3 separate regions of the Homo sapiens genome follow, and all the other regions are linked to region 1. The links are chromatin loops, found by intact Hi-C in ENCODE. Cell type or tissue: endothelial cell of umbilical vein. All regions are shown on one strand.

Region 1 (8,000 bases):
GGAGGCCGAGGCGGGCGGATCACAAGGTCAGGAGATCGAGACCATCCTGGCTAACATGGTGAAGCCCCGTCTCTACTAAAATACAAAAAATTAGCCGGGCGAGGTGGCGGGCACCTGTAGTCCCAGCTACTCGGGAGGCTGAGGCAGGAGAATGGCGTGAATCCGGGAGGCGGAGCTTGCAGGGGAGCCGACATCGCGCCACTGCACTCCAGCCTGGGCGACAGAGCCAGACTCCGTCTCAAAAAAAAAAAAACTATTTTATTGGCTTTTATAAAGCTGGAGTAGGATGTAATATTATGCAGAATAAATTGCCATGGATTTTTTTTTTTTAAGAGCTGAACAGTTGCTTTGGTCTCCTTGGCAACACAGTATTCTCCTTCTGTCCAAGAAATTTAGTACATATAAATGAATATTTGAATTTTTCTTTTTAGAATTCAAATTCATTTTTTTCTTTATACTTCCAAATTTCCTACATTTTCTCCTGTTTTCATCATTTTATTTGCAATTTATTTTTTTTGAAGAAATACATGCTTATGATTTTAAAAAATAGTACAGAAGGGATTATAATGGAAAACAATGATCCTAACTGCCTCTTCTTTTCCTCAGTTTGCTCCTTATAAGTCATTTTAAGTTTCTTTTTAGTTATTTTTGTGGTTACCATGAAAAGACTAAGTAATATACTAGAAGCACTATTTCTTGATGTATTTTAAAGCTTTAGATATTATCTGTCAAATATATCCCTGTGCTATAAAAAATGGGAATTCACTCACTATTCTCTATGTCTCCTAAATTTTGATAGTTATGCTATTAGCATTAGTTATTTCAAAAGTTTAAACAATATAATTAATGCTAGCAAAGTTTGCAGGACAATAAGTGCAACTAACAAACAGGGCTTCCAACTGGCCATTCTATTTAAGAGGAGACTGGCAGAAAACATATTGTATACATGAAAACAGAGAAAACCCATACCAGCTTATATAAGGTACCTAGCGTAGTCAAATACACAGAAACAGAAAACAGAATGTTGGGTACCAGCGGCTAAAAATCTATTGATGTTAATAACTAACTAACGATCAAACTATAAAAAGGAAATAAGCTGCATGAAAAATAAGTAAAGCAATGGATACAGGAAAAAAACTGAGTTAAGTCAGGGAACACAAGAACTTAATGTTTTTTGATTAAATAAGACAATTATTCCATCAAATAAGGAAATATGCTATGAAAAAGGAACAGGAAACAATAATGAGCTCTTGGAAATTAAGAAAAAAACGTTACACCCCACCCCTGCCAAATGCAATAGAAAATATAGACGTTAAAGTTGAGGAAACATAGCAAAAGGAAATAGGAAATATGAGGAAGTTGATGTGGAGTAACTTCCCCAGAAATCCAATGTAAAGAAATCCTAGATGAAAATAGTGTACTGATCCACACTGGGGTTCCAGAAATATATCTTGAAAAAGAATTCAGCATCTATGCCATAAATAGTAAAAAGCTGGAAGATGTTAGTAATATGGTGAAGATGGCGTGTTGTTTCTGGTCAACAACATTAAAAAAAAAAAGAACAGAAAAGAAAAAGCAGTTACCCAAGGAAGGGAGGGAGGGAGGAGGAAAACAGGAAGAAAGTAGGAAGGGAGGGAGGGAAGGAAAGAATGAAGGACCCAAATAAGCAAGGAAAGACAAAGCTGAGTAAGTTAAGTTATGGTCTAAAAATGAAGCCAACTAAAATGGGGCATCATTTTGAACAATTAATTGATGGATCTTAAGGAAAGAAAAACAGATCTCCAGAACTTTTTCATCTTGCTAAACTGAATTTCTGTACCCATTAAATAACTCCCCATTTCTTCGTCCCCTAAGCCTCTAGCACCCACCATTCTGCTTTCTGTTTCTATGAATTTGACTAATCTAGGTACCTCATATAAGTGGCATCATACAATATTTGTCTTTCTATGACTAGCTTATTTCACTTAGCATAATGTCTTCATAGTTCATCCATGTTGAAGACAAGATTTCATTTTGATTATAGAACAAAATGTACATGTTATCAAGTTATTTTGGGTTTGGGCTTATTGCACTTTGTTTCATGCTACTTTTTGTACGTGGAAATTGCATCTACTCTTCAGTACCCACTGATCCCTTCCTCCAGTTCTTTTTACATTGTAGGTTTAGTCCTTTCGTTCCTTTACTATCACTGTAATAAGTTCTCAGGGAGGGGAGACAAGTGTTTAAGTCTTTCATCTTGACCCAAAAATCTTTATACTTTTATTTCTTCAAATTAAAAATGTACTTGAAACTGAAAACAGCTAAGATGTCCTTCAATAGGTGAATGAATAAGCAAACTGTTGCATATCAAATATTATTCAGTGATTAAAACAAATTAGCTGTCAAGCCACAAAAAGAGATGAGCTATCAAGCTGTGAAAAGATGAAGAAACCTTAAATGTAGATTGCTTACTGAAAGAAGATGGTGTGGAAAAACTACACAGTGTAGTAATTTTTCCATAGATATATTTGAAAAGGAGTGATTCATATTTGAAAGCTCTTCCTGTCTCACCTGACAGTTTTCAAAATAGGTAGACTAGCACTTCTGTTTGTTATTTGGGGGACTTCTTTGCCCTGTTTTTTTTTTTTTCTTTCATAAAAGCTGTTTGTTTACTTCCTTCAAGTTTTCTTTTTTTTTTTTTGAGACGGAGTCTCGCTCTGTCGCCCAGGCTGGAGTGCAGTGGCGCAATCTCGGCTCACTGCAAGCTCTGCCTCCCGGGTTCACGCCATTCTCCTGCCTCAGCCTCCCGAGTAGCTGGGACTACAGGCGCCCGTCACCACGCCTGGCTAATTTTTTTTTTTTTTTTTTTTTTGTATTTTTAGTAGGGACGGGGTTTCACCATGTTAGCCAGGATGGTCTCGATATCCTGACCTCGTGATCCGCCCGCCTCGGCCTCACAAAGTGCTGGGATTACAGGCGTGAGCCACCGCACCCGGCCAGTTCCTTCAAGTTTTCTACAAGGCCGTTAGAAACCTATTCGGATATGTCTTTGATCTAAAATTATTTTCCCGGTCGGGCGCAGTGGCTCACGTCTGTAATCCTAGCACTTTGGGAGGCCAAGGCAGGCGGATCACCTGAGGTCAGGAGTTCGAGACCAGCCTGGCCAACATGGTGAAACCCCCATCTCTGTTAAAAATACAAAAAATTAGCTGGGCGTGATGGCACTTGCCTGTAATCCCAGCTACCCAGGAGACAGGCAGGAGAATCACTGGAACCCGGGAGGCGGAGGCTGCAGTGAGCCAAGATCGCGCCACTGCACTCCAGCCTGGGTGACAGAGCGAGACTCCATCTCAAAAAAAATAAATTTTTAAAAAAGTATTTTTCCTGTCTCTTCCTCTCCTCTTATTTAAAAAAATCAAAGAATATGGATAATCTAATAAAAAGGAATTTATCATCATTTGATTCTTCCAGGTTTTACTTGTGAGATACATTGAATTAACAAAAGAATATACATCTTATTATATTTCATTAGCTCAGGGTTTTTGTTTTGTTTTGTTTTGTAGAGAAACAGGGTCTCACCCTGTCACCTAGGCTAGAGTGCAGTGTGATCATAGCTCACTGCAGCCTCCTGGGCTCAAGTGATCCTCCCACCTCAGTTTCCGGAGTGGCTGGGACTACAGGCACAAGCCATCACACCTGGTTACATTAGCTTAGATTTCAATGATAATCCCTGGATAATCTAAATCAGAATTCTTTCATCCTTCCTTTTGGAGAGACAGCACAATTGGCTTGTCTCATGGAGAAACCTGTTTTTACCTAATTTATGTCTGTTTGGCTTTTTAGAAATATTTTCCCTCAAAATAAAAGGTTGATTAGTAATTTAGTGCAGATTTTACTGAAGGAGTATTGTTTTCATTAGTCAACTGTGGTCTGCATTACTACTAATTAGTACTGAGGCTGCTGCCCTCTAGTATCGGGAGTTAATGGAGAAAATGTTCTATGCTGGTGAAGAATAGACAGGAAGGCAGTGAGATAGTGTCACCAATCCTCATGAGATCTTTTACACCAAGTCATTTAATGAGGAGTGTATCTTACCAAACAAAACAATGGAAATGGTCATATTTAATGCCTTAAAGAGTATGAAGACTATAATATGGTAAATGAAAAATACCATATCTCTCTGATTCAAAGACATTTTAATGTCTACCTTGTTAGAAAACCTCTTTAACGTAAGTAATGGTTTTATGTTGTGTTTCTGCTTCAGAATTTTTTCACGTCATTTTCTCTCTGAAATATTTCATTATTTATATAGGTAAAAATGAGGGAAAAGCCTAAGTGTCCATGAATAAATAAATGGTGACATAAACTGGAACACTCTGGAGTGAAAAGAATAGCATGGCTCTATATGTATTAAAAGGACCTCCAAGATATATAGATATAAAGAGAGATATAGATACATAGGTGTATAGGTTTATATTTTTTTTAATTTTATTTTATCATATTAAGAACACTTAGCATGAGATTTACCCTCTTAACAGATTTTCCAGTATTCAATATAGTATGGTTAACTGTAGGTACAGTGCTGCACAGCATATCTCTATAATGAATTCATCTGGCTTAACTGCAACTTTATGCCTCTTGCTTAGCAACTCTCCATTCCTCCTTCCCTTCCAGCATCTGGCAACCATCATTCCACTCTTTAATTCTATGAATTTGACTATTTTAGATACCTCATATAAGTGAAATCATGCAGTATTTGGCCCTCTGTGCAAGATATACATGAAATAAGCAAGTTATAGAACAACATGTACAATTTGATGCCATATATGTAAAAAAAGAGTTAAAGCAAAACTGCATTTTACAAGTATGTAGATGTGTAGTAAAGGTCTGGAAGAATGTATTACAAGCTGTAAGCGGCACCTCTAAAGGTGGGGTCTGGGAATGAAAGTAATGGTCAATGATGTCTGCAGCTTTATCTGTATTATTAGTATTTTTAAAATAAGAGAAATGTGTTACTGTAATTCATAATAAAGTAAAATTTAAAATATAAATAAAAATTAAGTGGTTAACTGTCTGACATTGGCTTTTAAGGGCAATAGGAGTTCAAAGTCAGGAAGATTTTTTGTAAGAGGTAGAATTTGAGCTGGGACTTGAAGGGTAAGTAGGATACAAATAGATAATGGATATGGGGCAAAAATTTAAAATGGGCACAGTAGAATCATAAAATGGAAAATGACACTGATCAGGGAAATGAAACTGAGCAGGAGGCATGCAGAAACCATGAACAGATTTCTTAAGTATAGCGTATGTATTGTGCTACTATGGTGAGTAAGTATAGGTGAAGGAAAACTAGTGTTTATGAGTGATCATGTACCAGACATGGTACTTACTAGATGCTTTCATGTAGAAAGTCTCTTAATTCTCCCAAGGATTGTTTGAGGTAGTTATTTCCATTTTTTTAAGCCTATGCACAAACCCAGGCTCAGAGAAGTGTAGAGAGAGGGGACTATTTGAATCCAAGAAGGTTTCAAACTCCTTTGCCCTTTGGGATCTGACCCCAACCTTTCTAATTTTTACATTTGATGTAATGAGAATTGAACTCTATTGCTGATTCTTGGCTGATTAATCTGGCTGCAGCATGTAATTAGGATGAGATGGAATGGAGTTGTGGAGGGGATCCTGGAAACTCTCATAGAAATGTAGATATAAAAGTTTTACATAAGGATGTTTGCTTTGTGAGAAAATCAGGAAAAGAAGCCATAAGACTCACTAGCAAATTGATCTCTGTCTTCTTTTTAAAAAGACAGAAAATGATAGTTCCCATTTCGTTAAATCATATATTTTGCTAACTTTGAATCACATCTTTTAAAAGAAAGAAATTATAATTTAAATTCACATGCCCACCTCTCTGATTCCATTTTCCTCCCTTCTTCCTTTCCTCAAAGTAACCAAGGCATATCTAGGAATACTAGGGTTTTGTTTGATTTTCTTTTTCAGTTAAAATATCATTTTGTTTTTCACTTAAATGAAGATAACTGTGGGAGGCTGGGTGTGGTGGCTCATGCCTGTAATCCCAGCATTTTGGGAGGCCAGGGCAGGAGGATTGCTTGAGCCCCAGAGTTTGAGACCAGCCTGGGCAAAATAGGGAGACCTCATCTCTACAAAAAGTAAATAAAATTAGGTGGGCATGGTGGCATGTGCCTATAGTCTCAGCTACTTGGGAGGCTTAGGTGGGAAGATTGCTTGAGCCTGGGAGGTTGAGGCTGCAGTGAGCTGTGATGGCACCACTGCACTCCAGCCTGGGTGACAGAGTGGGACCCTACCTCAAAAAAAAAAAAAGTTTTTTTTTTTGACAGATATTGCCAAATTGCCTTACAGAGAGTGTGCACCAATGTATTATTCTACCAATAATATATAAAAGTGCCTGCTTTCTCAAATTCTTGACTCTACCATGCAGTATCAAATATTTTTCTTTGCCATTGTGAAAAATAAAAACTATATTTTATTTTAGCTTTAATTTCCATTTTTCTTATAAGTGAGGTTGTATATTTTCATATACTTAAAAGATAGCTGTATTTCCTTTTCTATGAACTATTCATATCTTTTGCTAGCTTTTCTATTGAGTTATTAATCTTTTCTCCTGTTTTAATGCCAAAGAAATAAGTCTTTGATGTATCATGTATTACAAATGTTTTTTTCTCAGTTTGTCTTTTGAATTTATATATGTAATTTTTATCACGTAGAACATAATTATAATTTTATTGACAGCATAGTATTTCACTTGGTAAATATATCATATTTAACCATTTCCTTTTTGCTGGATGTCTTAAAGTATTCTGATTTTTAAAAACTATTTTGAATAATGCTGACAGCATCATTTTGCATATAATTTTTTCCCTTAGATTATTTCTATAACATGTAAAGATGACATATACATGATACAGAGATATTTAACTTCTGGGAAATGCTGTCAGACCATAATTGTAGCCTAATTTCAGAAGAATATGGAATTTGGGCTTTATTGAAAAAGAAAAAGCATATTATTGTTTCCTTTCTTGGTGGTTTTTATGCTGATGGGCAGGGTTCTCCTGTTGGTAGTATTTTCGCCATTTCAAAATATGCATTAAACATCAAGCCATGAATCTTTTGTCTGAGTATACGTTAAATTAAGCATAAAACTATGGAATCTCAGTTGACAGAAATATAGATATTATCTTATTTAAGCTCCTACTCAGAATAAAAACATGTTCTGTAGTATCCCAAATAGGCAACTTCCGTATGAGAACATTTCTGGTATAATGGAGTCTTGTCTTACTTAGGAGTTAGATTCCAAAGTCAATAAATAATGATAATGGTATAAAATTTTAAAATCACCCTTGTAAACCCTTAAATTGTCCAAGAACTACAAGATACATGATTTCAAATATCTATCCTTACACAGTAATATATGAGAATATGTAACATATGTAGTAATGTGCCATATATAATAGAGCACATACACAAAATACAATTTTAATATTTAGGAGGCAGGGCTAAATACATATAGTGGAGTACATGTAAGTTAAGTGTAGTAAAGCCATACTATATAGTGCAGTGTTGTAGGATAGAAAGATTTCTGCTTCTAGAAATGACAGATGAGGTAATTTGGACAATCTTCCTCCAACAACTGGAAAAAACAGACAAAATATAGATTTAAAAATCTGTTTGAAGGTGTTATTTAATGTTAGTCAAGAGTTTCCAGTTTAAGATTTGGAAGAAGAAGGAAATTCCAGGCCATGATCTAGAAGAAGACAGAAATTCAGAGAGCTGAGTTTAGTATTTAGGGGGCCACTTTTGCCCAGGGCACATTTATTGATCAGGATAGGCAGCTAAGAAGATTGTCAGTCTTTTTGTTAGCCTTGCTAGTATAGCGGGACAAAAGTTGGAATCTAGGCCCTATTGCGGGTGGAGACCCTGAAAACACTCTTACTTTAGGTTAGAAGTCCAAAGGGCTGCCCTGTGAATACTGGTGAACTCAAAGT
Region 2 (8,000 bases), 130 kb after region 1:
TGGAACAGAATTTTGATACACACTACAACATGGATGGACTTGAAAGCATTATGCTAAATGAAATAAGCCAGACACAAAATAAATATTGTAGGATTCCACCTATGAGCTACCTAAAATAGGCAAATTCAGAGACCAAAAGCAGAATAGAGCTTGGGGACGCAGGCAGGAGTTATTGCTTAATGGGTACAGAGTTCTTGCTGGGGATGATGAAAAAGTTGGGGTATAGATAGTGGTGTGGTCCACAGCCTTGTGAATGTAATTAATGCCACTGAACTGTTCATTTCCACATGGTTAAAATGAGAAATACTGTGTTAGGTAGAGTTTACTATTTTTTTAAAAAATCCTGGTTAAAAGTTTTTTGTTTGTTTTGTTTTGTTTTGTTTGAGACAGAATCTTGCTCTTGTCGCCCAGGCTGGAGTGCAGTGGCATGCATGATCTCCACTCACTGCAACCTTTGCCTCCTGGGTTCAAGCAATTCTCCTGCGTCAGCCTCCTGAGTAGCTGGGATTACAGGCACCCACCACCACACCCGGCTAATTTTTGTATTTTTAGTAGAGACGGGGTTTCGCCATGTTGGCCAAGCCTCACTATCTGCCCACCTTGGCTTCCCAAAGTGCTGGGATTACAGGCGTGAGCCACCGTGCCCAGCCAAAAGTTTTTTGAGAAGGACGTCCCAGGGAGGATGCAGCATGGGCCACTGCTCTCAGGCCCCAGGGGCACACCGGCTTCCACTAATTCTGCCTGAGCAGCCCTACCCAGCAGGAGTAGGGGTAGAATTGCTGTGCCTTGGTCTCCCCGCCCTGTGGGGATTCCCAGTCAGGATGAATGAATCCCCTTATCTTCTTAGCACCATGGCATTTACTGTTTTTCACCTTATTACTGCAGGCAGCAGCTTTTACTATACTTGGATACTTAGGTCTCATTTAACCCTCATAACACCTAGTGAATTAAGGATTATCCCCCCATTTTGGGATGCAGAACCTGAAGTTCTGAAGGAAGTGATGTGCCAGAGGTCACCCAGCTAGTAGGAGGCTGAACTGAGCTTGGAGCATTCCTCTCATTATCAGGTCCTAGTCCTCCATGCCCCTGCCCCACCCCTCCTCTCCTTCTGCTATGGTGTGGGACTAAAAAGGCACTCGTCTGGAAGTCAGGTGGCCTGAGCTCTAGTCCAGATTGTGCTAAGGTATGACCCTGGACAAATCACTTTCCTTGTCAGACCCTCGAATTCCTCATCTGTAGGAGGCACTGCTGATTTGTCTGCCCTCCCCACTCCAGAGGAGTTAGGAGGTCTCAAAGGTTGTAAACGTGCTTTATAAATGATACAGACTGTATCATGTCAGTTATTCTAAGCTTGTTTGATTAGTCATTCTATAAGTCATTATGGAATGGCATCATTCTCATTAATCAGGAAGAAACTGTCTCTGTCAACACTCCATTCACTCCTCAGTCACCTATTGCCTGCACCTGGAAGAATCCAGCCTTTCTGCTAGTCTTGGGTTACAAGGTTTTGCCTGGCTATGGGCTGGAGTTTTCTAGCAAACTGCTGGGAGAGGAAGCCAGCTCGAGGAATAAGGGAGCCTCTTGAGTTGACATAACTTTCTGAGCCCTGGCCCCAGACTGAGAATGAGTTGATTCTGGCTGCTGATGGGGTGGCCAGCTGGAGCAGCAGAGTTGGCTCCAAGATTGCAAACAAAACAGTGACTGCAGGGAGGAGTGTGACTGCGTTTTGCTTTCTCTGCTGCTAGTGTAGGCTCTCTTCTTGCTTTTCCCTTGGTAAAATCTTGACCTTTCACTTCCAACCCCCACTTCTCATGACAGGCCCCTGCATCCAACTTAAGGGTTCTTGGCCCCTCACTTTTGAAATCTAACTAGTCTCTTTCTTGTTCATTCCACCTCCAAAATAATGAGACTATCCTGTTCTCTCAGCCCAGTGGCCACTGTTCTAATTAAGTATACCTGTGTCTTTTCCTTGCCCAATTACAACTGCCTCTTTACTGACCTCTTGGCCTCATGTCTGGCACCCACCAATCCATCTACACAGGCTACCAGAGTGACTTTCCTTTATAAAAAAGACCTGACCTTGTCTTTTTATATGGGGTCATGCCTATTTAATAACTTCTGGAAACTCCTTATTCTTGCCACTTAAGGCCTTTATGCCCTGACTCCCACCTTCTCTCCTGGCTCTTCTCCTATCTCGGCCCATACTCCAGCCACAGTCTTCTTCCTAGGCTGACTTTCAAGTCTCCAGCGCTTGTCTGTGCTGTTCCTTCTGAGATATCTTGCCCTTCCTCCTCCACCTCCACTTTGTGATACTTCAAGGCTCAACTCAAATGCTACCTCTTGGCTGGGTGTGGTGGCTCACTCCTATAATCCCAGCACTTTGGGAAGCTGAGGCGGGCAGATCACTCGAGGTCAGGAGTTTGAGACTAGCCTGGCCAACATGGCAAAACCCCATCTCTACTAAAAATACAAAAATTAGCTGGGCGTGGTGGCAGGCACCTGAAACCCCAACTACTTGGGAGGCTGAGGCAGGAGAATTGCTTGAACCTGGGAGGCAGAGGTTGCAGTGAACCAAGATTGTGCTGCTGCACTCCAGCCTAGGTGACAGAGGAGACTGTCTAAAAAAAAGAAAGAAAAAATGCTACCTCTTGTGAAACCATTCCTGGCCTGTTTCCAAATAGGTTTAGTTACTGCCCACCCCCAACCTTCTTACAACGTGGTCACTATTTCTATCACTGTCTCTCTAGACAATGAGTTCATTTTAAGAGCCTCATTATTTACCTCTGTCTACAAAGTCCATTGGATGCCTGGCACATATTGGGTGCTCGGGTTTGCTTAATCAGCAAATGCTCCTAACAGTATGTTAAGAGCGTGGGGCTATGAAGTCATGCCCCATTCCCCTCATGGCTTTGTCTTCAGTCCTCCCAGTCTCAAGATTCTGTCCCCCATCAGATCTACATCTGCCTCCAAAATGTGCCTACCTTCCTTTTTTGGGAAGGAGTTTCCCTTGGACTTTCACTAGTGTCTATGTGACAGGGCCTTTGGTTTGTCCCAAACATGCTCCTTCTGGCTTTGTGGCAATCCTTCATTCAAGGATTCTGGGATCTCCTTCTTTATTCCCTTCCTGAGTTCATACATGCTGATCTGTAGGCTCTGCAAGGACACTGTTATGGCCAACACATAGTAGGTGCTCGTTAAAGCCATGTTAAGTGAACACATGAATGGTCCCTTCTCTTCTGGGGTGTAATGGAATGCTCAGTAGACTTGGAATCAGAAGACAAAGATGCTGCCACTCTGGCCGTGGCTGTGGGCAAGCCATTTCAAATGTCTGAGCTTTTGCTTCCTTGCCTTTAAATTGGGGATAGTGCCTGTACTTCACAAGGATACAAAGGATGAATGGAGATGAAAGTGCCTAAAACACAACCAACCACAAAGCTCACGAGCATTTCATTCATTCTCAGCCTCCTCCATCAAGTGTAAAGAGGGTTCATCTCCACGGTCATCCTCCTTCTGCTCTTTTAAGTATCTGGTCCAAAATGACTTCTGCCCAGGGTCCCTTGTAGCATGCAGGAACAGAATGATGTGGAAGCAAGCCAGTTTTGAATTCTGACAGTCACTTCCAAGCTGTAGAATTTGGACCTGTCTGCCTACCTGTAAAAGGAACATAACAGCACCTACCTCATAGAGTTGCTGTGAAGATTAAATGAGATGTGTGTCAAGTGAATTAGATGACATTCAAAATTTGAGTGAACCTGATGAACCTGAGTGCCCCTGAAAACCAAGTGATCATGCTGCCCTCTTGTGGACAAGAGGGCACATAGCTCAGCAAAGGCACCCGCAAAGTGTTCCGGTGAGAGAAATCAAACCACACATAAGGAACTTCTCTCCTCTACTAGGGAGCTCATGAACTACCCTGAAATATTTCATCATCAACTAGACAAGAAATTTTCAGACATTGATGCACTTGTTAAAATGCAGATCAGTTCTGATTCAATAGGTCTGACATGGGGACACAGTTCTCTAACGAGCTTCCAAGAGATACTGATGCTATTGGCCCACAGACGGCCCTGAATAAAGTTCCTAACTATAACAATGTAACAGTGTCATAACAGGAACTACTTATTAAATGTCTTACCATGTGCCAGTTAGTGAGAAAGCCAGTTAACCTAGTTTAACTTGTATAATCCTCAAGACCCTGTGGGGTAGGTACGGTTTATCTCCATTTTTCAGATGAGTGAACTACAGCAGAGAGAAAGTTTGTTGCCATACCATACAGTGTAAGGGGTGGGGCTTGGGTTCTAATTTAGACACTCTGGCCCCAGAGCCTGCTAGGAGGAAGCCTCCAACAGTGTGGAGGACCACCCAGGGGGGAGGAGGGCAGCAAAGGTACTGAAGTGATCAAAGTGAGAGATGATGAGGCCTAAGCTAGGGCACTGGCTGTGGGATGGAAAAGAGGGGGACACGGAAAAGAGGATGAACAGGATTTGGTGGTAGACCTGAGGTGGGTGTAAGAGAAGTCATTCACTGTGGGTATCTGGTTTGGACAACTGGAGAGATGGTGATACCTATCACTTATTGAGCCAGGAAACGCTGGAGGAAGAGCAAGTTTCATGGGGAGCAAGTTTCCGGGGGAAGGTGGATTCAGCTTTAGAAACAGTCAATATGAAGTGGCTTTTGGTCATCTGGGAGAGACAGGAGGAGGAACCTGGGCCTACCTGTTCAGAGCTCAGGAAATGATTTGGGTTGTAGATGAAGTTTCACATAAGTGAAGCTATGGTGACTGAGATCATGTGGACAGTGCACAGATTGTCCTGCTCTGGACCAAAGTCGACACAGCCGATAATTAGGAGAGATGGGACTGGAATCCCATCCTGGCTGCAGAGGAGGGTGGCTCTGACCATCCCACTGGGCATTCTGGATCAGGGGACAGGCAGAGCATAACACACTGAAGGGCTATAGGGAAAGGGGTTTCTGGAGTTCCATGACAACTAAGTCCAATGAGCTGTCCCCTGCCCCCATATCAGCAGAAATAAGGACAATTCCACAGAGAAAGACCAGACCAATAAAGGTTGGGAGATATTTATTTTCTTTAAACAAGGTCATAAATAACAAAAAACAAAGTAGGTCCCAGACTCCGGACCATGCAGCAGGACAGGGGTGGGAGGTTGTTGAGTGGAAAGGTGGAGGGGGCTACACATCACCTAAGACAGTCACAGAAAAGATGGGCTTCAGGACACTGCCCCTTCCTGCCCTTGGAAATGGCGTGCCTGGGCAATAGGGACAGGCCACAGTGCTGTGTCGAGGCAGCTGGAAGAAGGCAAAGACTGGGGATGCCAGGCTGTAATGTTTCTGTGTGGAGTGATGTGAAATCCACAAATGGCAAAGAGAAGCTGTAGGTTTGAAGAGGCAAGGGGGCACTGCACACCTCCAGGAACCAGTTATGAAAATGGTTAAATTTGATGATTAAAAACAATTCCATAGGCTTTGGCCTGTGGCTTTGTGCATGGGCTGTATTTAACCTGGGTTGCTCTGTGGCAGGTGAGGGCGCAGGAGGCCCCTGGAGCAGCCTGGCCTCAGCCCAGGGCAGGTGCCCAGACATGTGGGAGTGGGACAGTGGGCTCTCCCAGATGGGAGGCCATGTGCTTGGACCGGCTGGACCTGATTTTCAGGCTCGTTTCTTGTGATGCTATCCACCACCACCGCTCGCTATGGCTAAGGATGGGATCTTGGCCTCTCTGGGTCTTCCAAACCTGGAAGAGTACGACTGGGATAAAACGGTACCTGACTAGTGTTTTATTTGAAAGGGAAAAATAAAGACCACCCCATGCATTGTCCATCCCATGAGGCAGGGCTGGGCCATGCCAAGACAATCTCAAGGAATGGAGGTCCCTGAGCCTGGGAAGACATTTGAACTCAGATGTATCGCCTGATGCTAGGAAGAGGGGCTCAGTATGGCAAATCTGGAGGCTTTACCCTAGGCAACGCAGGGAGAGCAGGCAGGAGCTACCCCAGTACAGGGAAGGGAAAGGAGCAGGGGAGCCCTGGACTGGGGAAGCCGATGTTGGTCAAGGGCCCTGGAAAACAATGCTTTTGGCAGAATACATGAAAAGGTTGGTACATCTCGGGGTGCCCGTCTACCGGGAGCCAGTGTCACATGGCTGGGCGGGATGGAGAGGAGACAGTGGCATCACAGTGGCCTCTGGTGCGACGTATTTACAACAGAGCTCGATGTTGAGGAGGGGTGGACAGCAGGTCACTAACAGCCAGGAAACACACTGTGGAAGAACAGAAAGAGAAGGAAAAACAAATGTAACTATCAATAGCTTTCCCTTGCTTATCTGTATCCTCCAGGAAGCCCTCCCTAATGACCACCAAGGCCCTGGCAAATCTGACCCATTTCACAGCCCTGACCAGAGCTGGACCCAGGGTCTGCTCTCAGTGTGCTGCTCATTTGCCCAAGGCTCCAAATGGTCGAAGGGCCCCAGCCAAACACTGTTTAGTAAGAGAAATTAAGTCTTTATTGTTGGTTCCTGGGATCCATGAATGGTCAGTTGTTAGAGGGATGGCTCAGCATAGGGGTGTCGCTTCTGTGGTTCACTGTCCCAAGGTCTTGCCATCATCTCCAGTGCTTACCCTGCCCTGTCACTCTCATCTCCCAGGCCCTGGAATTCAGAGTTCTCTAACGCAGAAGCCATTTCCTTTTCTTAATATTTCTTCTGCAAACTTTCTGAGAGTGGGGAACAAGTTTCCCCAAGCCCTCACCAAAATCAGAGAAGAGACTTTTCAATGGTAGGAATGACTCCTCATGAGGGTTGTGGGCTCTCTGAGGATCAAAGGCCTTCTGCAGTACAGACTAGGAGCTGGCTGAGGTGGGTCAATACCACCTGGTTTGGTCAACATGCCTCTCTTCTTCCTCAACAAAGAGCCCAACTGTGTTTCCCTAAACAGATGAAGAGCTACCTAGGATGAGAGACCTGGCCCTGTTTCTTCCTCTAGACCAATAGAGGGGGAATTTTTGCCTCCCTTGAGGCATTTGGTAAAATCTGGAGACATTTCTGTTTGTCAAAACCGTGTGTGGGAGGGGTACTACTGTTATCAGGTGGGTAAAAGCCAGGGATACTGCTAAGCATCCTACAATGCACAGGACAGTCCCCACAATGAAGAATTATCCACCTCAAAATGTCAATAAAGCTGAGGTTGAAAACCCTGCTCTAGAGCTTCCAGGATCACCCCTGCAGAGTGGCTAATATTCTGCCAGCTTCGGAAAGGGAGGGGAAGCAAGCCTGGCAGAGGCACCCATTCCATTCCCAGCTTGCTTAGTAGCTGGCCATGGGAAGACACTGTGCAACACTGTAGAAAACCCTGCTCTAGGCCAGGCGCGGTGGCTTGTGCCTATAATCCCTATAATCCCAACACTTTAGGAGGCCGATGCGGGTGGATCACTTGAGGCCAGGAGTTCAAGACCAGCCTGGCCAACATGGAGAAACCACCATCTTTACTAAAAAAAAAAAAAAACAAAAAAAAAAACAAAATTAGCCGGGTACGGTGGCGTACGCCTGTGATCCCAGCTACTCGGGAGACTGAGGCACTGGATCACTTGAGCCCAGGTGGCAGAGGTTGCAGTGAACCAAGACTGTGCCAAGAAAAAAAAAAAAAAAAAAAAGCCCTGCTCCATGGCCTGCCCAGCTTTCCTTGGCAGCAGGGCAGGAGAAGCCAAAGAAAACTTCTCTAGGAGCCTGGAAAAGGACTGATTCCTATCCCAGCCTCCTCAAAGGGGCACCTCAAGAAGAAATGCACATCACAGTGGGGAGTGAGACTAGGCACAATTTAATCACAGCCTCAGCATCAACCCGTGGGAGCACAGCACAAAGAAACAACCAACCATGGCTTTGTAGAAACAGACATGCCAGGCTCTTCACTGAGGAGGAGGAAGAAAGGCATGGTGACCAAACCAGGCAGGGGTAAGGCAGAGATATTTACAGTCCTACAAGTGTCTGCTT
Region 3 (8,000 bases), 180 kb before region 1:
AACAAATGTATCGTCTTTCATGTTAGTGCAAATATCAGTAGTTGATTACTTTTTATTGCTGAGTAGTATTTTATTGTATGAGTGTACCATATTTTATTCATTTACTGACCAGATGATGGGTGTTGGATAAGTTCCAGTTTTGGTACTAAAAAATTTGCATACGAGTCTTGGTCTGAATGTGTTTTTATTACCTAGTGGTGCATCTCAGTGCTTTATTTTATTTCATTTTATTGTTTGAGATGGAGTCTCACTCTGTCGCTTGGGCTGGAGTCAGTGGAGCAATCTCGGCTCACTGCAACCTCTGCCTCCCAGGTTCAAGCGATTCTCCTGACTCAGCCTCCCGAGTAGCTGGGACTACAGGTGTGCACCACTACACCCAGCTAATTTTTGTATTTTTAGTAGAGATGGGGTTTCACCATGTTGTTTGGCCAGGATGGTCTCAATCTCTTGACCTCGTGATCCACCTGCCTCGGCCTCCCAAAGTGCTGGGATTACAGGCGTGAGCCACAGTGCCCGGCCTTTTTTTTGTTTGTTTGTTTGTTTGTTTTGAGACGGAGTCTCACTCTGTCACTCAGGCTGGAGTGGAGTGGTGCAATCTCGGCTCATTCAACCTCTGCTTCCTGGGTTCAAGCGATTCTTCTACCTCAGCCACCTGGGTAGCTGGGACTACAGGTGCCCGCCACCACCCCTGGCTAATTTTTTTTTTGTATGTTTTTATTAGAGACCGGTTTTCACCATATTGGCCAGGCTGGTCTCAAACTCCTGATCTTGTGATCCTCCCGCCTCAGCCTCCCAAAGTGTTGGAATTACAGGCGTGAGCCACCGCGCCTGACCCTCTCAGTGCTTTTAAGATCAAGTTTGAGGCCGGGTGCTGTGGCTAATACCTGTAATACCAACACTTTGAGAGACTGAAGTGGCAGGATCACTTGAGCCCAGGAATTTTAGACCAGCCTGGGCAACATAGTCATACCCCATCTCTACAAAAAATAAAGAAATGAGTCAGGCATAGTAGCGTGTGCCTGTGGTCCCAGCTACAGGGGAGGCTGAGGTGGGAGGTTCACTTAAACCCAGGAATTTGAGGCTTCAGTAAGCTGTGACCACGCCACTGTACTCCAGCCTAGGTGACAGAGCAAGACCCTGTCCCAAAAAAAGAGATCAAGTTTGAGCTTCTTACCACCTCAACTTCACCTCTCACCCCTAGCTGCTTCTTACCTATGCTCCAGCAACACAGACTGCTGATAAGTCCAGGTACATACCGTGTTATTTCCCACAAGTCTTTGCATCTGCTGTGCTCTCTTCAGAAGTATCCTCCTCAGTGTCCTCAGCCATAAAGAAGGCAGGTATCTTCTCTGCCAGGCTAGTTTAGGGCTCCTTTCCTTTGCTGTCATAACCCTTTGAGGTTCTATCATGCTAGATTACAGTGTCAGGTTGAATTTTTTTTTTTTAACTAGGCGAGTTTCTTAAGAAAAGGAATATTGTGTTATTTATTTCTGTATTCTCAGTGTCCAGGACCTATGTAATAATTGGTGTTCAATAAATGTTTGCTTAAAAAGGGAATAAATAAATGAATGAGTGATTCAGTCATTTGAAAAGTCTTTAGTGAGTGCCTACCATGTGTTTAGTATAATGCTAGCCACCACCGTGGCCACAAAAGAAATAAAAGACCTATAATACGTCCTTAAGGGCCGGGTGCAGTGGCTCACACCTGTAATCCCAGCACTTTGGGAGGCCAAGGCAGGCGGATCATGAGGTCAGGAGTTTAAGACTAGCCTGGCCAATATGGCAAAACCCTGTCTCTACTAAAAACACAAAAATTAGCCAGGCGTTGGTGGCACGTGCCTATAGTCCCAGCTACTCGGGCGGCTGAGGTAGAAAAATTGCTTGAACCCGGGAGATGGAGGTTGCAGTGAGCCAAGATCGCGCCACTGCACTCCAGCCTAGGCAACAGAGTGAGAGTCCATCTCAAAAAAAAAAAAAAAAAAAAGTCCTTAAGGAATTTTAGTTGGGAAAACAAGACCTGCTCAGGAAAACGGATTATAGAACAATGCAATAAAGAATCAAGTTGCTGAAGAGCACTGCACACACAGATCTCTGTTCAGATTCTGGCTGTATGATCATGTGCAAGCCCCCTAAGCTCTCTAGGCTTCAGTTTCCTCATCTGGAAAATGGAGATAATTACCAGATGTGTTGAGTTCGAGGTACTATTGGCATACAGTACTAATCATTAAACAATGCCACTCCTCTGGACAATATTTTATAGAAGTTCACAAAGCTGATTCACGTCAAAGCTGATTCACATTCTTTATCTCATGTGATCAACCCTGTGAAACAGGGATTATAGCATAGCATTTATGGCAGATTGTAAAAATGACCACAGATTATCCCCTTCCCTCTACCCACACCTTTTGAAAGTGCTTTTGCACTCTGAGTCTGGTTTGGCTTTGCGATGACTTGAAACATGCTTGAGCACGGAGGCTTGTCTGCTCTCTCTTTTTTTTTTTTGAGATGGAGTCTCGCTTTGTCACCTAGGCTGGAGTGCAGTGGCGTGATCTCAGCTCACTGCAACCTCTGCCTCCCGGGTTCATGCGATTCTTCTGTCTCAGTCTCCTGAGTAGCTGGGATTACAGGCATGCACCACCACACCCAGCTAATTTTTGTATTTTTAGTAGAGACGGGGTTTCATCATATTGGCCAGGCTGGTCTTGAACTCCTGATCTCATGATCCTCCCACCTCAGCCTCCCAAAGTGCTGGGATTACAGGTGTGAGCCACTGCATCTGGCCTGTCTTCTCTTGTTAAACTTGGAATCTTTAGCCCGCCAAGTCAATGAGCCTAAGCTAGCCTGCTGGAAGATGAGAGGCTATATGGAGGAGCATCAGGGTGCTCCAGCCAACTGCCAGTCACCAAATATGTGATTGAGCCAACTTACCAGCTATCCACAGACCCATGCATGTGGGAATCCAGCATAGATCAGCTAAATTGGCCAAGATCAAAACTGTGACCTGTATAAATATACTGTACCTTAGAACTGTGAACTAAACAAAATGATTGTTGTTTTAAGCCACTGTGTTTCAGGGTGGGTCATTTTATAGCAAAAGCTCACTGAGACAGAGATCCAGAGCAGTAAAGCTTTGGAGCTAAGCAGTCTGAGTTGGAAAGACAGCTTCTCCCACTTTCTAGCTATATGGCCTTGGGCAAGCCACTCAATTTCTCAGAGCTTCAGTGTCCTCATTTGAATAATGGGGGTAATGGTAGTGCCCATTTCCTGGGGTTGCAAGAATTCAATAAGATGATAGATGTCTGACATTAGCTTGTATGAAGCTTGGCTCAGCCTAAAGGGAGCTGTTGTTGCCATTGCTCCATTGTTCAGATGAGTAAACTGAAGATGAGAAAACTAAACTCCCAGGTGTTTGGTCACTTTCCCCAAGGTCAGTCAGCCAGAAAATGACTGAACTTGGGACTCACAGTCAAGACTTCTTAATTCCTACCAAGTGTAGGATTCCTAATAAGACTAGTGGGGTGACTGGCAGGGGGTGGGGAGGGACATTTATTGTCTACCTGGTGACAAATTTCCTTGTGTCCTGATTTCAGTAGGAAGCCAAAATAGGCTGGAGGTAATGAATAATCAAACTGAAGTTCTACGAAGATTAGTTGGTAGCACAAAGTACAACTCACTGGCAGGCACTGGCAGTTCCAGCCCTTCATTCTCTGAATCCAATGTCTTATCAAGTCGGATTTTCTTGTACTGTTTCTCAAATCCACTCATTTCTCTCTCTTTTTTTTTTTTTTTTACCTCAGCCCTTGCCCCTGTTCCTGGAGCTGTGCAATGGCTTCCAGCTTTCTTGGCGACTCCCACCGCAATCCTCTTTCCTCTCCTCTCGTCCTTCTCCAGCCACACTTTTAGCTCTGTGGCAACACATGCCTGATGCCTACCAGAGGTCAGATTCAGCTTGTGGGCTTTACCTTGGAGCCGGCTTCATGGTTTCCAGGTATTGGGATATAAGGCCTCCATGTGCCTGACACCCCAACCATCAAATTAGGATATTGGAGATGTCCCCAGCAAAGACTTTCAGAGCTGACCCTTTATAAGGGTGGCACCTAAATCCTACTGAAGGCCTGTAGGTACATACCATCAGTGAGCAGCAGATGGCAGAGTCACCTCTCCTTTTGCTATCTCCCATTAGGAGTTATTGCCGCTCCTTCCTCCATGAAGAATAACAATAAAGATAGGACCTCAATACACAATTAGAAAACGCTCTGTATGAAAAAGTTTAATTGAATTAATTGCCCAAATTTAAAGAATAAGGGATGTCCTAGTAAAATCATATTTCAGGCTTTTAAAAAATCCAAATATCTTGTGCTCTACCATGGTGAGCCTTGGTCCTTATCATTCCCTGTGTTCTCCCAACACTGAGGCCAAGTTATTTTTGCCATTGATCAAGGTGGTTGTACTATTATTTTTCTTAAAACTTTTTTTTTTTTTTGAGACAGGGTCTCACTCTGCCACCCAGGCTGGCGTGCAGTGACACAATCACAGCTTACTGCAACCTCCATCTCTTGGGTTCACGCTATCTTCCCACCTCAGCCTCCTGAGTAGCTGGGACTACAGGCACGTGCCACCATACCAGCTAAGGTTCATATTTTTTGTAGAGGCAGGGGTCTCCCTATGTTGCCCAGGCTGGTCTTCAACTCCTGGGCTCAAGTGATCCACCTGCCTCGGCCTCCCAAAGTGCTGAGATTATCGGCGTGAACAACTGCACCTGGCCTAAACATTTTTTTTAATGTGTGAAATATTTATTGATCATGTCTTTAACAAAAGTAAGAAAATTCTGGGCATGGTGGCTCATGCCTGTAATCCCAGCACTTTGGGAGGCTGATGGGGGTGGATCACTTGAGGCCAGGAGTTTGAGACCAGCCTGGGCAACATAGCAAGACCCTGTCTGTACAAAAAATTACAAAAATTAGCTGGAAGTGGTGGCACATGCCTATAGGTCCAGCTACACAGGAGAAGGAGGTAGAAGGGTTGCTTGAGCCCAGGAGGTTGAGGCTGCAGTGAGCCAAGATAGCACCACTACACTCTGGCCTGGGCAATAGAGTGAGACCCCATCTCAAAAAAAAAAGGAGGTGATAAATTATAAGTGAATAAAATGTAATTGAATAAATGAAACGGAGGTTGTAGGCATTTGAGCTTGTCCCCTCTAATCCAACCGCTCTCCCTGCCTAGCCTCCAATCTCCAACTCCTGCTTTTTTGTATGAGATAGCTGAGACCCAGAGACACAGAATAAATTGTCCAAGGTCACAAAGGTAGGAAGTGGCAAAGCCAGGAGCAGAAATCATGTCTTTGGACTCTGTCTCCCCTGCTTCTTCCATATATCCTATGACCACAGAGCTTAACAAACAGTTGTTGAATTGATGACAGGAGGCCTAGTGTAGGGGGAAGAACATTAAGTTGGCATAAGGAGTTCTAGATTCTAGTCTTAACTGTACCACTGACTGGCTGTGTGACCTTAAGCAAGTCACTTTCCTTCTCTGGATCTCATTCTCTACATCAATGTATAAGGAAGATTAAATTCAGCACTGAAGGTTAACTGGGAAGTGTGTCACATTAGCCAATTATAGCCCTTTTGTTCTGGGACTAAGAACTGGGCCCCAGAGAAAATAGTTAAGTCCTCATGTCTTTTAACAAAAGTAAGAAAATTCTGGGCGTGGTGGCTCATGCCTGTAATCCCAGCACTTTGGGAGGCTGATGGGGGTGGATCACTTGAGGCCAGGAGTTTGAGACCAGCCTGGGCAACACAGCAAGACCATGTCTGTACAAAAAATTACAAAAATTAGCTGCAAGTGAATCCAGCTAACAGAAATCAATATTGTCTTATTTGAATAAGAAAAAAATTTAAGATAATTTTCTGTAACTCATGGAGTCACCAGAAAGCCTGAAGAATTAGAGTCAACAAATGGGCAGAAAATGAAAACATATGCCCACACAGAAGCTTGTGTATGAATGTTTATAGCAGCATTGTTCGTAATAGCCAAGACATGGAAATAACCCAAATGTCTGTCAACAAATGAATGGATAAACAAAACATGGTATACAATAGAATATGATTCAGCCATAAAAAGGAATGAAGTACTGATACATGCCACAACATAGATGGACCTTGAAAACATCATGCTAAATAAAATAAGACAGTTGCAAATGGCTACATGCTATATGATTCCATTCATGTGAAAGTCCAGAATAGGGAAATTTGTACATCAGTAGTTGCTCAGGGCTGGGGAGGGGTGGGGGTGTGGGTGGGGGTAGGAAATGATAGTTAAAGCATATGGATTTTTTTTGAGGTAATAAAAATTGGCTATGGTGATAGTCTCCCATATTTGTAAATACACTAAAAGTCATGGAATTTGACACTTTAAAAGGGCAAATTGTAATACATGTAATAGCAAAAACTGCAATTATTTTTGCACCAACCTAATATTTCAATAAAGCTGTTTAAAAAATGGCAGAGACTAAAGGAGCCAAGACAGGTATTACCTTAGCCCAAATCCTGCTATGGAGCCAATTCAGTAAAGACACCACTGCCACCTCTATCCCTACCCTGAACCCTGGACCCAGAGGCCACCCATTGCTCTGCTGGCATTGCTGCCCTATACCTAGATGTTACTGTCACTGCCTCCACCTCTGCCAAAATGAACTCTCCACTGTCCCTGCTTCTTTGTGGCACAAGTTTCTTAATCAAAGTTCCAAGAGGACATACCAAATTGATTGAACCTATATAATATGCACATGCCCTAGCTGTTAAGGGCGTGCTGGAAAGCAAATATCTGTACTTTTTCACTTCCATAATAGGAGACAAAATCTGCCTCTCTCCAAGGCTCAGATGGTCGAGAGTTCTCTGAATATAAGGAAGGGGTAGGATTCAGATGTTGGGCAACTAAAACAAGAAAACCAGCCAACCAAGCAACAGACAAAAAATTTAAAAACCTGGCATCTATACTTATATACATTACCCAGTTAAAATGCAAAGGCTAGGAGCACTGGTTCATGCCTGTAATCCCATGGGGGGAGGCCAAGATGGGTGGATCATTTGAGCTCAGCAGTTTCAGACTAGCCTGGGCAACATGGAGAAACCCCACCTCTACAAAAAATACAAAAGTTATAAGAAATTGTACATAAGATTGATTTATCATCGATGCCTATTGAAGTAAAAAGAGGAAAGGCTGGAAGTGGCAGACAGAATCCCTAGCTTGTTTGCTGTCATTCATTATAAGTAGCACATTGCAACAGCAATCATGCTTATGACCAATACAGTCACTAGGTTGTAGATTTTTAAAACAAAGTAAATGAAAGCAGTATTGTCCTGGTTTTAAATAAACAAACTAACAAAAAAAATTGAAATTCAGAGGTGGATGGCCTGGAGGTACAGAGAGAGTGGAGAAAAGATGAGATAACACGTTGTTGTTGACATTTTGGGCTGAGGAGCTATAGACCTCTTTTTCATGTTTGGTGAATTCCTCATCTTTCAAAAAAATTTACAATTTTTTTTATTTTTAGAGATGGAGTTTTACTCTGTCTCCCAGACTGGGGTGCAGTGGCATGATTACAGCTCACTACAGCCTTGACCTCCTAGGCTCAAGTGATTCTCTTGCCTCAGCCTCCCGAGTAGCTGACTACAGGTGCAAGCCCACCAGAGTTTCTCATCACAGGATGAGATGGTTGTAGTATAATTTAATACTCTGGTCTTGTAAACCAGAAATGGAGAATCCCTCCCCAGGACAACTCAGGGAAGAAGTATTCCCACTTCACCGTCAACACCCAAAGCTGAAATTCTAATTAAACTACTCCCTGAATTCTTCTCAGACATACTTTAACTACTATGTCAGTATTAATCAACTAGCGCTAATACATTAGCACTAATACTAATACATTTTAATCAACTAGCTTGGTTATTAATCAACTAGCACTAATACATGGTTTTTAATCAACTAGCTTGGTTATTAAT

What was found. Peaks named below come from ENCODE experiments on the same cell type or tissue, not always from the same donor. Only the 100,000 strongest peaks of a DNase experiment are listed, where the experiment ranks them.
Region 2: it touches region 1 in a loop (13-fold over the local background); 29 of 110 quality-filtered maps call a loop at or near these places.
Region 3: it touches region 1 in a loop (6-fold over the local background); 38 of 110 quality-filtered maps call a loop at or near these places.

Annotation. Positions count from the first base shown.
Region 1 is chr11:74,384,799-74,392,798 of GRCh38, reverse strand. All of the region lies in intron 1 of PGM2L1 (phosphoglucomutase 2 like 1), which reads left to right. Among named protein-coding and RNA genes, the nearest start is that of PGM2L1, 9.6 kb to the left of the region's middle. In endothelial cell of umbilical vein, a CTCF peak has its summit at 3,939; a DNase peak (open chromatin) is centred at 3,948; H3K27ac peaks cover 238 bases.
Region 2 is chr11:74,251,767-74,259,766 of GRCh38, reverse strand. It overlaps PPME1 (protein phosphatase methylesterase 1), which reads right to left. Exons shown (of 14, transcript NM_016147.3): 14 at 5,064-6,275. The coding sequence ends at 6,257. It overlaps LOC124902824 (small nucleolar RNA SNORA7), which reads left to right and starts at 7,215; the gene lies at 7,215-7,353. It also overlaps a transcript of P4HA3 not described here. In endothelial cell of umbilical vein, a CTCF peak has its summit at 3,815 (motif pointing left); DNase peaks (open chromatin) are centred at 1,626, 3,786 and 6,276.
Region 3 is chr11:74,566,851-74,574,850 of GRCh38, reverse strand. No RefSeq gene overlaps it. Among named protein-coding and RNA genes, the nearest start is that of POLD3, 22 kb to the left of the region's middle. In endothelial cell of umbilical vein, a CTCF peak has its summit at 4,122 (motif pointing right); a DNase peak (open chromatin) is centred at 4,150; H3K27me3 peaks cover 858 bases.